2 separate regions of the Homo sapiens genome follow, and region 1 is linked to region 2. Evidence: chromatin loops called from intact Hi-C (ENCODE). Cell type or tissue: GM12878. All regions are shown on one strand. Each heading gives the region's core, and the rest is flanking DNA. Links, peaks and the distances in the headings are about the cores only.

Evidence for each region. Hi-C counts contacts between places; a loop is a spot of excess contacts. Peaks named below come from ENCODE experiments on the same cell type or tissue, not always from the same donor. Only the 100,000 strongest peaks of a DNase experiment are listed, where the experiment ranks them.
Region 1: a loop joins it to region 2, with 2.9 times the contacts of the local background. A loop is called at or near these places in 11 of 110 quality-filtered maps.

Annotation. Positions count from the first base shown.
Region 1 is chr2:195,937,060-195,939,559 of GRCh38, reverse strand. The region is part of intron 19 of DNAH7 (dynein axonemal heavy chain 7); the gene reads left to right. Among named protein-coding and RNA genes, the nearest start is that of DNAH7, 130 kb to the left of the region's middle. In GM12878, for the core only: a CTCF peak has its summit at 1,084 (motif pointing right); no DNase peak of the experiment used is centred there.
Region 2 is chr2:195,500,882-195,513,026 of GRCh38, reverse strand. No RefSeq gene overlaps it. Among named protein-coding and RNA genes, the nearest start is that of LINC01825, 26 kb to the left of the region's middle. In GM12878, for the core only: no CTCF peak of the experiment used is centred there; a DNase peak (open chromatin) is centred at 7,146.

The DNA of each region.
Region 1 (2,500 bases), core at 1-2,500, 430 kb before region 2:
TTCTAGTAGCTTCCTGTTACAACATCTTATTGCTATGTTCTGAGGACATAGCTATGAAGTACCAGCCTTCTGTGACATGGAGGCTTGTACATTCCTTGAGTTTCCCTGTATGAGCCCAAGTGCAGTTCATCCTGCATTTGCTGAAGCACTCAACATGGAATGGTGACTCTGTACCAGGATTTGATGGCGATTCTTAGAGGAATTTAAAGTCAGTGTTATTTTACTATGATAAATACCTTTCTTGAAGGATGGAAGATTATAAAATGTTCATTTTAACTCCATAAAACATGGAGTGATGTAAATGCTTCATTTTCCCCTTTCCCCAGAGTCAATCCTTCCCCACCTGCACTCTTTCTAACAGACAATTTTGGGGTGAGGAGAAGGAAAGGGGGAGTAAAAGGGTCGCTTCAAGTGTCTGTGTGTTTTAGACACCATATTAGTCACTTCAAATACATTATCTAATTTAGTCCTCATACCGATTTTGAGAGAGGGCTTTTATCCCCATTTTCAAGATAATAAAAAAGGGACTCAGATTAAGCAGATGATCTAAGGTCGCACAGGTAGTGGGGAATAGAGTGTGGACAGACACCAAGTCTGTTCAACTTGGGCCCCTTTCTTTATCTGATACAGTCTTTATTATGTTTGTCTTCTCACTGGGAGAGAGTAAAGGTAGTTGAGTTGCCAGTCATAAGATGATTACTTTTATTTTAAAATCTTAAATCCATATACAAAGATACATAGATTATTGCCTGTGTTCATTTAAAAGTAGCATATTTGGTTCAGAGTTATTAAGCTAATCTGGTTAAATAGGTTTGACCCTGGAAATTCAATAATAAAAAAAGTTTACCTGAATGCTCTTTCCATGGTTTGTTGTTGTTTGTTTGTTATTTTGGCAATTATAATATTTAGCAAATGGAATATACTGGTTTAAATAACTGAGTTTTTAGCTTTCAAATCTTAGATTAAGAATGGAAACATTGCAATAATTTTTTTGGTTGAGAATAACAAATACTGTTCATGTGTGAAAGGAGTTTTTTACATTTATTAGCCACAATTCAGCTTTTTTCCCCAAACAAATACAGGCATACTTTTCCAGAAGGTGGCACTCTAAGAACATTATTTTGATATTTGGATTTAGGCGAACATGATGGCCTGAGTCTGTTATGCTGTGTGTGTTTGTGTGTGTGTGTGTGTGTGTGTGTGTGTGTGTGTGTGAATGTCTATTTGAAACATAAAACAAGAAGCATAATAAAATTCCTTTTAAAAATTATGCACCTTTAAAGATAAATTGATCTAATTATATTATATGATTTATATATTCATGTTTTATTGAGGAAACAAGTAATGATAATTATTTTCTTTGATTAAATTGCTGTTTCCAAATTGCATTGTTGTAATCCAAAAAAAGCAAAAATTGTATCTTTCCTTTTCAGACACATTCAAAGTATGTTCACAAAAACATACTTTAGAGACTCCTGCAATTGAATAAAATTCCTATAGGAAAAAATTTACTGGTTACATTTTTGGTTATCTCTCAGTCATGGCTAAATACCAAAAATATCTAATTAGTTAATCTTGAAATTTAGTATTTAGTTTTTAACAATATTCTCTTGATTTAATTTCATATAAATTTCCTAAAATGCCCTGTTACATTAATAAATGTCTGGTGTATTTTCATGAGGTGTGCTACTTGGCGATTGAAATCTCTGTTGTGTTAGCACCTTTTTTGTTTTTTCAACACCTTCAAGCTTATTAAGTAAAGAACTTTCCTTACATTGTCAATGATGTCAGTGGTGAACACTGACTTTGGAATTATAAGACCAAGAATAGACCCAGATGACATCAACCATGTGTTAAAGAAAAAAAAGTAAAAAGAATTCTATTTCAACTATATCTAGGCTGTATTTTTATATGTATTTCTAAAGATTTTCATAAACTTGGTGGTTACTGTATAGATATTTTGAGAAATCAATAAACTCTATTTACTTTTTTTAAAAAATATGAGTTCTTTAAGATCAGCTTTTGGTTATAATTCTTATTTTGAATACACAGGATAAAAGAAAGCTCTTTTAAAAATATTTGATTGTGTTTGAATCACTTTAAAGCAAACAGCTCACAGTGACACTTTCAAGTGAGAATGTTCACCATGCCTTAAAGGTGGAACAGTCTGTCTCTAGAGAGTTCAGGAAGAGCACACCTTGAACTTCAGTCCTTCAGCAAGAAGTGTTATAAAGTAGTTTCAAGGGTCATTGTTTACAATGTAAGATCTTCTTAGAAAGCTTTCTTCCTCATTTCCTCAACCCTTACTTTTTTCTCTGTAGTTATAAAACAGGGATTCTGTTATGTTATTATTATTCATAACAATAAAATTCAAAATAATAATTATAATGATGACTTATTGTTTAGAATTCTTTTCCTCAAAGAATAAAATACAAAAGAAAATATCTCATACCAGTTTGTTTCCACTGTCCTTCTTGTGAGTTCAGGCAGTGTTCTCTCT
Region 2 (12,145 bases), core at 5,783-8,282:
ACCATTTTCTCTTGCCCCACACCTCTCACCTTCTCTATTTTCTTTATAATTCTTCTGTTATCATAGATACTATGGGTGTTAATTCCCTTAAACCTTCCCTTTTGATTATTTGACAACATTCAGGAGTCAAAAGTAAACATTGCTTTTCCTTCTCAAGGCAGTGTGGGTGACTCTGTTGACTCGGGGAACAGTGTGTGAAGGGGAAGAAAACATACATATTGTTATTTCAATTATGGCATGTATTAGGATTCTCCAGAGACATTGAATCAATAGCATGTGTATACATTATATAAGAATTGGTGCATACAATTAATGGAGGCTGGCAAGTCCAAAATCTTCAGTGTGGGCCAGAAGACTTTAGACCCAGAAGAGCTGATGGTGCATTTCCATCCCAAGACAGTCTGCTAGAATTTCTTTCTTGAGGGGGTGGCCAATCATTTCGTTCTTCTTAGGCTTTCAACTGATTGAATGAGGCCCACTCACATTACAGAAGGCAATCTGCTTTACTCAAAGTTTACTGATTTAAATGTTAATCTCATCCAAAAATACCCTCCAAATTGACACATACAATTAACCATCACACGTCATTACACTCATGATCTCCAGGAGCACACCATGGCTAAATTGGCATCTATCTAGTGCAAGATTTCTCATTTTATGGGAAAGACAATGCATTGTGGATTAAGATGATGTAGATTTGAATCCCAGTGATCTTGGAATTTGAATCTCAGTTGTGTCATTTGGAAAAACCTTTAACTTCAGTCATCACAGAGCTGCAGTTCTCAACTGGGGCAATTTGTCCTTCCGCCTATGTCCCCAGAAGACATTTGATAACATCTGAAAACATTTTTGGTTGTTACAACCAGGGTGAGGGTGGGAGGAGTTGTTAATGTCATCTCTGGTGGGCACAACTCAGGGATACTAACCATCCTATGATGCACACAACAGCCCCCCACAACAAACAATCACCAGGCCCCAAATATCCGTAGTGTTGAGGTTGTGAAACCTTGCACTAGAGGTAAACAGACAATGCTAGGATATCAAAAACTAGACATGAGTGGAACATGGGAGGGTTGTCAGGCAAGAAAACCGATAAAATGGTGCTCAAATTTAAAAAGCAAATGTGTGAACACCTGATCTTATAGTTTTTGCCAGTTTCTAAATAGAATAGTGGGAAGGTGATATTTTAAGTTGGGAAATGCATTATTGGAGGCTACGCTATGATTTGGGGAAAAGAGAGCGGACCTCAGGTTAGCAGGAACATAAACGTGTTAGTATTTTACTGAATTTCCCCCTTGTGTCATTGGCTCACAGGATTTCACAAAGGTTTGAAGGTCTGGGATGGAATGGTGAAGGTGACATCACTGTGAGCAAGTGTGGGTCAAATGAGGGGGATGAACTGTGGCTAAGAAACTTAAGAGAATATTTTTGTAAGAAGATGTAAAAGGATAAATACAATATGACTTACCAAATGCCTTTAAGTAATAGATTACTATTTTGTTAGCTCATACTTTATTCTGGCAGTCTGTTTACCCATATGCACAGTCTCCTGAATGTGATTTAAATGTTAAGTCCTAATTACAAAACTCTAATTCAAAACAATTTTAAGTAAGGCTGTTGAAAATTAATGTGAATGCAAATCATGAAGTCACTCTCATTAGGGAAATACGCATTAATTTTAATTTTGGGCCTCTCTGAACTAATATCAAATAGAATTACATAAAAAATAAAAATGGCCAGAACTTTTGAGAGATTATATTCTGCAACTAAAGTTATCCAGGAATGTGTAACAGCTACGTAATCTCTTTATAAAAAATTTTGAAATAATTTAACGATATATAGATTATTAGGGACCTTCTAAACTTTTAGAACTGATTTTGTTGGCTTCATTAGCTCCTGCCTTGTTTTAACAGGCTTTCTTTGTATATATTGAATTATTGGAGTCAACTAAGTTGGTTAGTATGCTGTGAGGGTCACTACACATGCCCTTTTGTTTAAATTAATCAGCCTCTGCAAAGAAGAAAGACAATTTAATTTTACCAACTGAATCCAGGAGAAAAATGAATACATCAAAGCAAGTGTGAAATTCTTCCCAGTTAGCATGCACAGAGAATGTAGCTAATAATAACCTCGAGTTTTCTGTCAAGCCGGTCAATATATCTCTTTATCCATTATAATCAATATTGTAGCATTCATTCATTCATTATTCATTCACTTACCATTTATTGAAACCTTAAATTTGTGCTCAGTCAGTGCACTGTGAATGGGTATAAAGAGACAACTAAGAATCTGATCATTGTCTGGTGGGAGAGACTGACGTTACAAAGTGCAATGGTACATGCATTCTGTGAGACAGAAATTCATGGAGGAGAACTGGAAGAGATTCACCTGGATAGGTAGCCTGGGGCATAAAGAGTAGGCCTAGGAAGCCCTAAGGACATTAGGATTTATTTTGAGAGATGATGGTTGCTTTGTTAGGGTGACAGCAGGGTGGTGATGAAGAGAGGTCTTAATCTAAATATATTTTAAAGGTGGAGCTAACAAATTTTGTGGCATGAAATCAAAGAGAACATTTTAGATAGGCTTTAAAGATTTTGGAGCCAAGCACAATGACTCATGCCTGTAATCCCAGAACTCAGGGAGGCCAAGGTAGGTGGATGACTTGAATTCAGGAGTTCGAAACCAGCCTGGGCAACCTGACAAAACCCTGTCTTTACAAAAAATACTAAAATTAGCTGGGCATGGTGGCATGTGCCTGTAGTCCCAGGTACTTGGGAGTGTGAGGTGGGAGGATCACCTGAGCCCGAGGAGGTTGAGGCTGCAGTGAGACATGATCGCACCACTGCACTCCAGCCTGAGTGACAGAGTGAGACCCTGACTCCAAAAAGAAAAAAGAAAAAAAAAAGATATTGGCAAGAGCAACTAGGTTGGTGGTGTTATTTACCGAGACTGAGAAGAATTGGCATGATCTAAGTGTGACATGATAATTAGATATCCAAGTGGAGATTGAAAGAGATAGTTGGGGTAAATAAGCTTGGAATTCGGGGGACAGTCTGAATTGGGAATATACATTTGAGTATCCCAAGCATTGAGATGATATTTAAAGCCATAAAACTGGGATAATCCCCTCATTCAGCAAAGTGATGTGTAGAGACTGGGAAGATGAGGAGCCAGCAAGGAGGGCTGAGACCATTAGGGCAGGAGGAGAATCTCAAGAGGGTGTGCTATTCAGGACACCAGACACTTGAGACAGTGTCCAAGGAGGAAGTGATGGACTGTGTCAAAGGCTTGTGACAGATTTAGCAATATGTGGACTAAGTCTGGCAATGTCGATGTCACTGCACCCTTGATAAAAGCATCTTTGGTTGGAGGGTTGGGATAAAAGCCTGATTAAAGTAGGCTCAAGAGAGAATGGAAGGTGAGGAAATGGTGAAAGCATATACAATTAACTTTTTGAAGACATTTGCCTGAAAAAGGAGAGAGGCATGAGGCAGTAGCTGGAAGACTGGAAGTAGCTGGAGAAGAATTTGGGGTTGAGATTTTTCTTTTTGTAAAGAATGGAGACATCTCTGGCTGTTTGCATGCTAACGGAAACAATACAGTGGAGAAAGAAAAAGTAATGGTGCAGAACAGAAGGGGGCATTGTCTAGAGAGAGGTCCTTGAGAAGATGGGATCCATTGCACAGATGGAGAAGCTGGCCTTGAAGCACGAATAGTTCACCCACTGGAACATGAGCAAAAGCAGAGGTGATGGTGTGTGTGCAAACTGGCTAGCATATTAGGTGGTGGGAACATGTTTTAGCATACGTAAGCATAGGCAAATGCAGCAGAATCCTTTTCTCCCTCCTTGGTGAGTTGTATATTTTTTCCTGAAAGCATTGAGTGTTCTCAATCCTGGTTACACTTTAGAACCCCGTGGAAAGCTCTTAAAAAATACTGATTCCTGGGGCCTGTTCCCATAGTTAATTGGTCTGGATACTAATACTAAAAAAAAAAAAAAATCTCTCCAGTGGTTCATTTAGAACCACTAAGTTAGATGGTTTATGTAATATTTTATGTTTAGTGAATGACTAGAAAATCAGATAATTGTTTGTTATGACGGTATCAGTACTGTAAGAAACAGGACTAATATTTCAGGAAAGTGAGCTTATGTGGCAGCAGATTGAGTTCTCCAGAAATCAGTCACCAAGACTGAGATTAGCATGTAGGAAGTTTACTGTGGCAAGAAGGGAAAGGATGCAGGATTGAGCTGGAAGAGAAGTCAAGTGGCAAAGCAGGCCCTGTGATAGCCTCTGCAGACTCCATGGAGAAACTTGGAACTAAAGATGCTCTGTCAGTGTGGCTCTGCATGGGGTTGAAATGACCCAGCCTCCATGTATCAGTCATTGGATGTAGACCTTCTTGAGAAGGGCATTGACCTAGACAAGGAGGCTCTTCGCAGCTGTGCCTGACCCTGAAGGACCTGACAGCTGAAAAAGCTGGGGCAAAAAGGCCTTCCTTGGCTCCAGCCTGACAGTGTCTACTACATTGGTTAATGTTGCAGGTCCACATAGCAGATTCTAGTCTATGAGGCAGGTTAGCTGAAAAATGAACCTCCTCCATGAGTCCTGGAAGGCTCACCAAGAGTTATTTTATTTTATTTTTTTGAGAAACACATGTTTACCAGTTTATGAGTCAGTACTACTATTTTTTGAAAATGTTTGCTACACAAATACACAAACAGTCCACATATCTGATCAACTTTCTTCTAGAACTACAGCCAAAGGAAGATTAGTCTGTAAACATGTGATCACTGGTATGCTTGGCTCGACTTCCTGCAGTGTATTCTCTGATAATACAGAAGTAGTGATACTGTATGGAAGTTTTAGATAATTTTCCTGTCAGTTTACATTTTAATCATATAATAACAGAAAATTATAAAGACAATTGGGAATGAAACCACCTTTGCAAAAATTATAACTGAGGAAATTACAGCAGGAAACTGTCAAACAGAGAAATTTGACATGGCTGACTCCATCTTGTCTGTAGCTCACATGTTGGCTATCTTTGCTCATTCCTGGGCGTGGGCAGAGCTAACTTTGGAAGAAATTAAGTTTATAGTTTAAACAATAGCCCTTCCCCCAAATTAAACTGTTCTTGTAAAACTATTGAAAGGCTACCAAGTTAGGATGAGAGGAGCTTGAATTCTAAATAATTACCAGCCATTATTCTGGAAGTCATAAGATTTGCAACTTCCCCAATTACTCTTGAAGATAACGTGACTATTGTAGAACCTAAAATTGGCCTTTGAGATGTCTTTTCAGGTTTTTGCATTTCTGACAATGGGATGTCCCCACTGGGACCTGACAACCAGTCCTGTGGCCCCCACCCAGGAGCTGAGTCAGCATAAAAGGACAGCTTCAACTCCCTATCAGTTCATCTCTAAGCCAACCAATCTGTGCTCTTGAGTCACTGGCCTGCTACCCACCAAATTATCCTTAAAAACTCCAGTTCCCGAATTCTCTGGGAGACTGATTTGAGTAATAATAAAACTCCAGTCTCTCACACAGCCAGCTCTTCATGAATTAAACTCTTTCTCTATTGCAAGTCCCTTGTCTTGATAAATTGGCCCTGTCTAGGCAGTAGGCAAGGAGAACCCATTGGGCGGTTTCAGGAACATAGAGCAGTGGACAAAAATAGGATGCTTAAAGCCAATGTAAATATTCATGGTAATAAGGAAAGTTTAGAGCAATCTGACCCTGGCATTGGCACTGGCAACAAAGAAGGTGGGAGCACCACGACAAACACAGCTAGAAAATGCACAGAAAAACCAAATTAAAAGAGATTAGATTAAGAGAGATATATAGGAGATGTTTGTTTAAAATATGGAGCTTGCGATTGAGGAGATGTAAATGAATCTACAACATGATGCCTCTTGTAGCCATTATCTTTGCAATGATATTAAAAAAAACCAGACACATTTCAAAGGAGAAAAATCACAAGAAATCTTGCAGCAAAATAGAAGAACATTGTAGATAGAGACAATGCTATCAAAAGCACAGTTCCTACGCAAAGGAAAAATTGCTTGTTGGTCTTTTCAAGGTTAAATAAACTAGAGGTCTTGCTTCTTGCTATGAAGCTTTGAAAAGCTTACTTTGAATGCAGACTCTATCTTAGGAAAAAGGAGGAGGGAAAGAAAAATGCCCTCATAGGAAGGTATATTTTGAATTGACTGAATATTTCTGTGAGAGAGTGTTTTAAGCAAGAAAATGTGAATTAGGTTTAATCAGCAAATTTAAATGCACGTTGCTCTTCCTCCATCAGTGAAATTGGGTCTCATAAAGTGGTTTAATTTAATTATAGAAAATAAAGAACATGGCCTTATTGAACTCTTCTGTGAAGACCATATTAATTTTTTCATGTTACAAATGTATTATTTATCTTATTGAAAAAGAATGATTCTTTTTTTTTTTTTTTTTGAGATGGAGTTTCGTTCTTGTGGCCCAGGCCTGAGTGCAATGGTGCGATCTCAGTTCACCGCAACCTCCGCCTCCTGGGTTCAAGCAATTCTCCTGCCTCAGCCTCCCCAGTAGCTGGGATTACAGGCATGCACCACCACGCCCGGCTAATTTTTTATTTTTAGTAGAGACGGGGTTTCTCCATGTTGGTCAGGCTGGTCTTGAACTCCCGACCTCAGGTGATCTGCCTGCCTCGGCCTTCCAAAGTGCTGGGATTACAGGAGTGAGCCACTGCACCTGTCCGAAAAAGAATGATTCTTAAATGAGTTTAGCATATATTTTTTATGTGATGAAAATTGTATTTACAATAAAATAAAGAACATCAGCCATCTTTATACACTGGAAAAATGATTTAATAAATCTTTCCTTTGAAAGTAAAACACATTGTATCATTGATCATAAGAAACCAGAGATTTTACTCCTCTATAAACTGGTACAGGTTAAATTTATCCACCAGCAAATACCTAAAACTATTTTTCACTCATCAACACTTTTGGCAACATTCTGACAATTATTATTCTGACACAGTTGTTAAAGTTAAAAAAAAAAACAAACCCGAAACCATTGCCATTATAACCCCATACTTAGGTGAATCTCAGTTCTCAAAATATGACACTCATACCCAGAAGGGAAATTGATTAAGTATAAAACCTGATGTATGTTTCAGCAGCCGCAGCAATCATTCATTTTACTGAACTTTCTCAAATTGTTAGTGGTTAGTTTCATTAGTGGTATCATTAGTGCAATAGCTTCTCACCTGTTGATCAGTGAAGGACATAGGAAATTTTTGTTCTTTTATCTGATGGCAAGATATTTTAAACCTTTATATCTTAAGAGAAATTTGGTTATGTCAGGTAGAGGATGGCAAAATTTACACATATTTTAAAGATAAAAAGAACATTAAATTAATTTCCAACTTGTCCAGTTTTTAAGTTAAACTTCTGGACTTAGTAGTATGCTCTCCAGTCTCAACTGTTAGTTGTATTTTGACAGGGAAGTTTGAGAAACAGCGATGTGGTTGCATGGGAGACAAAATTTCATCTTTATCTCCTAAGAGTTTTTGTCTGGGCCTGAGAATTAAATTGACGTAAGACATAAGCAGGAGAAAAACATACATAATTATGTGTTTTACATGACATGGGAGCCCTCATAAGGAAATGAATACCCAAAGAAGTGGCAAAACCTAAATGCTTATATAGTAGGTTGAACAAAGACTAAACTGTGTGGGAAGGCTAAAGGAAGATGAAATCTTGAACGAGGTCTGGCTGTACAGAATTCTCTTGGCCTCAACTCATCCTTGATAAGAATGTTACTTTCCTTCTGGTATAGGGAGGCCATCTTTCACATAGCAATTTCATCTTCTGCTCTTTAGAGAAAGAAGAAGGTCAGAGTTCTTCTTGTATCTGCTTCTTTTCAAGTGCCTCGAGCTCAAAAGAATCCTTATGCCAAGGTGGTATATTTTGTGGTGGCATATTCTGCCACCTCTCATTCTCAAATGGGATCTAGGAGAAATTTTTAAGCAGGGCAGCAGAGTTGTTTTGGGGACTATTAATTTGATGGTCATGAGGTTGTGCTGTGAAATATGGTAACCACTAGCCATACATGGCTATTTAAATTAAAATTCATTAAAACGACATGAAATTAAAAATTGAGTTACTTGGTTACTATAGCCATATTTCGTGTAATATGGCTTCATATTACACAAATAGCTTCATAGCTAGATGTGGTGACTGCATTGGATAGCATTTCCATCATCACAGGAAGTTCTAATGGACAACACTAATATAGAGGGTCAATTGGAGGGAGGAGAAACTAGTAACTAGTAGAAGGAAAAACAATGAAGAATTTATTAATGTAGGCCAGGCCCAGTGGCTGATGCCAATAATCCCAGCACTTTGGGAGGCCGAAACGGGCAGATCACTTGAGGTCAAGAATTTGAGACCAGCCTGGCCAATATGACGAAACCCGTCTCTACTAAAAATACAAAAATTAGCCAGGTGTGGTAGCTCCCGCATGCCTGTAGTCCCAGCTACTCGGGAGGCTGATGTGGGAGAATCGCTTGAACCTGGGAGGCAGAGGTTGTGGTGAGCTGAGATCTGGCCACTGCACTCCAGCCTGGGTGACAGAGCAAGACTCCATCTCAAAAAAAAAAAAAAAAAAAAAAAGTGAATTTATTAATGGCAGAGAGTATTCTTGAGACAAACATTTACACGCCATTATGCTTTTTTTCTTTTTCTTTTGTTTTGTTTTTGTTTTTGTTTTTGTTGTGAGACAGAGTCTCGCTCTGTCGCCAGGCTGGAGTGCAGTGGCGATCTTGGCTCACTGCAGCCTCCAACTCCCGGGTTCAAGCGATTCTCCTGCCTCAGCCTCCCGAGTAGCTGGAATTACAGGTGTGTGCCACCACGCCCAGCTAATTTTTGTATTTTTAATAGAGACGGATTTTCACCATGTTGGCCAGGATGGTCTTGATCTCCTGACCTCGTGATCTGCCTGCCTCGGCCTCCCAAAGTGCTGGGATTACAGGCGTGAGCCACCGTGCCTGGCCTGCTTTTTATTTTTGAGACAGAGTCTTGCTCTGTCACCCAAGTTGGAGTGCAGTGGTGTGATCTTCGCTCACTGCAGCCTCTGCCTCCCGGGTTCAAGTGATTCTCTTGCTTCAGCCTCCTGAGTAGTGGGGATTACAGGCATGTGCCACCACGCCCAGCTTATTTTTTGTATTTTTTTGGTAGAGATGGAGTTTCTCCATGTTGTCCAGGCTGGTCTAAACTCCTGGCCTCAAGTGATCCAGCCGCCTTGGCCTCCCAAAGTGCTGGGATTACAGGTGTGAACCACTGCGCCCGGCCACTGTTAGCCTTTTTTTACTCAATTCCTTTTGCATGTTGTTTTTTTCCTTTTTAACAATCATAGTTTGTAAGGAAGAAAAAAAATGAGAAAGCAATTTACTAAAAAATATTGTAGTTTAGACTTTAAAACATATTTTGTTATAATTACAGAATGTCAGTGGTAGAAATGACCTTCCGTGTCTTCGTGTCTAACCACCCACTTGACTGAATCCACTTTAATTAGTCATTCAGTTTATGGTTGAACACCCTAGGAGGTGAGAGCCCATGGTTTCCTGAGATACAAGATTTTACCTTGGTAGACTGTCTAGGTCGAGTCTGTTCTAAAGTGACGGATCCAGTCTTCTTGAAAGCTCAGAGCAAGAAGTCATGAGTACTGGCTGCCAGTCAGGGAAGAAACGGAGCCAGAGTCCGAAGGAACCCTGCTTTTTGGTCCAAGGTTCCAACCCTAAGAACACAGGCAGTCTCTGTCCTCTCTGTTTTCAACCTCACCTTTAAACAGAAAAAAAAGAGCATGGGCAAGGACTCACAGGCTAAAACTGATATGGGTTAATACGCTTTGAAATATTTAAAGTGCTGTACACGTAGAAGTTTTTATTATTACACAGCCATGGGGAATTGTAGTGACAAAATGAAGTCCAGGAAAGCTGACATTATGGTAGTGGAAACCCTTAGGGAGCTTAAGGTTATTGTTTCAGCAGGGCTGGCTTATAAAAGAAACTTGTTAAAGAATAAGACATAAGGTTATATGGGGTTATCAGAACATGTGTACATAAAGATGAATATATTCCTGGCCTAGGGGCTCAGAAAAAGGCACCTCCTTAAATATACGTCTTATTACTGGCTCAGGTGAGAACTTGAAAAATCCAGGTATATAATGCATTATAAAAAGTCTTGAGACAAGTAGACTTGGAGAATGAAACACTGCTATAAAACAAAATCCTAACATTTCTATTCAGCTTTCCATAAAGGGAAAAAGAACAAAAAGTTCATTTTCCACAGGTAAAGGCAATGACTAAGCTGACAGAATTTGTATTTTAATGAATAAAAATTTACCGAGGTGCTTGATTATATTATCCCATAAAAAATTTAGAAACAAATGTCTACAAATCCTGAACTTTGCTCTCTTTTTGTTGAGATGAAGGGAAGAAAAACTGCTGGTTTTCAAATTGGGACTAACACTGTGACAAAAAAAGGTATATGAAATTAAAGTACATTGTTAGAATTTGCCTATGCAGTTTGCTTTGGTTTTTGAAACTGTCCTCATTTATGAAACAATAATAATATATGTATAATCTCCTGGGTGCAGTGAAGACATTAAAATAAAGTAGAATTGCAGGTGATTTCCTTCAAATGTTTAAAATCTTTCTCTTATGAAAAAGGGACTGGTCTTCCAAAGCCCTCGCTCTTTATCTAACAAGCTGCTCTATGTCTACTGTTAGACACTCACTTTTCTTGACCTCAGGTTTCTCATCCATAAAATTCAGGATTTGGCTAGGTAAGCTCTGAAATGCCAATTTCACAGCAATAACTGTTTAATCCTTTACGAAGTCCATTTACTTATCTTTATTTTTCAGATCATAGTTAATTTTTACAAAATTCTGTTAGATATTATTCTTACACCATTTTACAGGTCTGACTTTGAGAGTGGGCAAGTCACATATTCTATTTCACAGCTTGTGCAGGAGACAAAGCCAGGACTTGGTTCACGCCCACGACACCACTGACCGTGTGCTTTCTCAGCACCGAATCACCTGTGTATCACCTGTGTGGCAAGACCTATGATTAACGAAAACAAATTTCTCAACCTGTTAGCGGTCACAGAGCATAGCTGGAGAAAGTAGCTCTCAAATACTATTTTTCATGTCTTTTATTTCTTAAAGGGCCACAGTAAGGCAAAATAAAGGCAAATTTTCTGTTTCAAATGGTAGTAATGATGTGAGTAGCTCAGCCGAGCTTGTCTAAAAATCCTTTGATCATTCAACTTTGTGTGCCATCAGTTTGCTTTTATTAAACTCTTTTTTTTTAATTTTGAGATAATTGTAGATGTACAGGCAGTTGTAAGAAATAATACACAGAAATTCCATGTACCCTTCATCCAGTTTCCTCTATTGTAATTCCTACATTACTGTGATACAAAAGCACAAACAAGAAACTGATGTGGAGACGACCCATTCACATTCAGATTTTACCAGCTTTCCATGCACTTACTTGTGGGTGTGTGTGTATTTTGTCTATGTATTTTGCCCTATGCAATTTATGACCTGGGTACATTCATGTGACGACCACCACAGTCAAGATACAGAAGAATTCCATTGCAAGGAACCCTCATGCTATCCTTGCATAGCCACCTAACTTCAATTCTTGGCAGCCACTAATTTGCTTTCCATTATTTTGTCATGTCAAGAATGTAATACAAATGGGATTATATAGTATGTAACCTTTTAAGATGGACTTTTAGATGGGCTTTTTCTTCACTCAGCATAATTTTCTTGAGATCTATCTAAGTTGATTAGTGTATCAATTCCTTTCCATTACTGCGTAGTAGTCTATGGCTTGATGAACCACAATCTGTTTAACTGCTCATGCATGGAAAGACATTTGGATGGCTTCCAGTTTTTGTCTATTATGAACAAAGCTGCTATGAATATTCATGTACAGGGTTTGTGTGAACGTAAATGTTCATTTCTCTGGGATAAATGTCCAAGAGTGCAATTTGTGGTTCATATGGTAAGTGCATCTTTAGTTTTGTAAGAGACTGCCATACTCTTTTCCAGGATGATTGTATCATTTTACAGTCCCATCAGC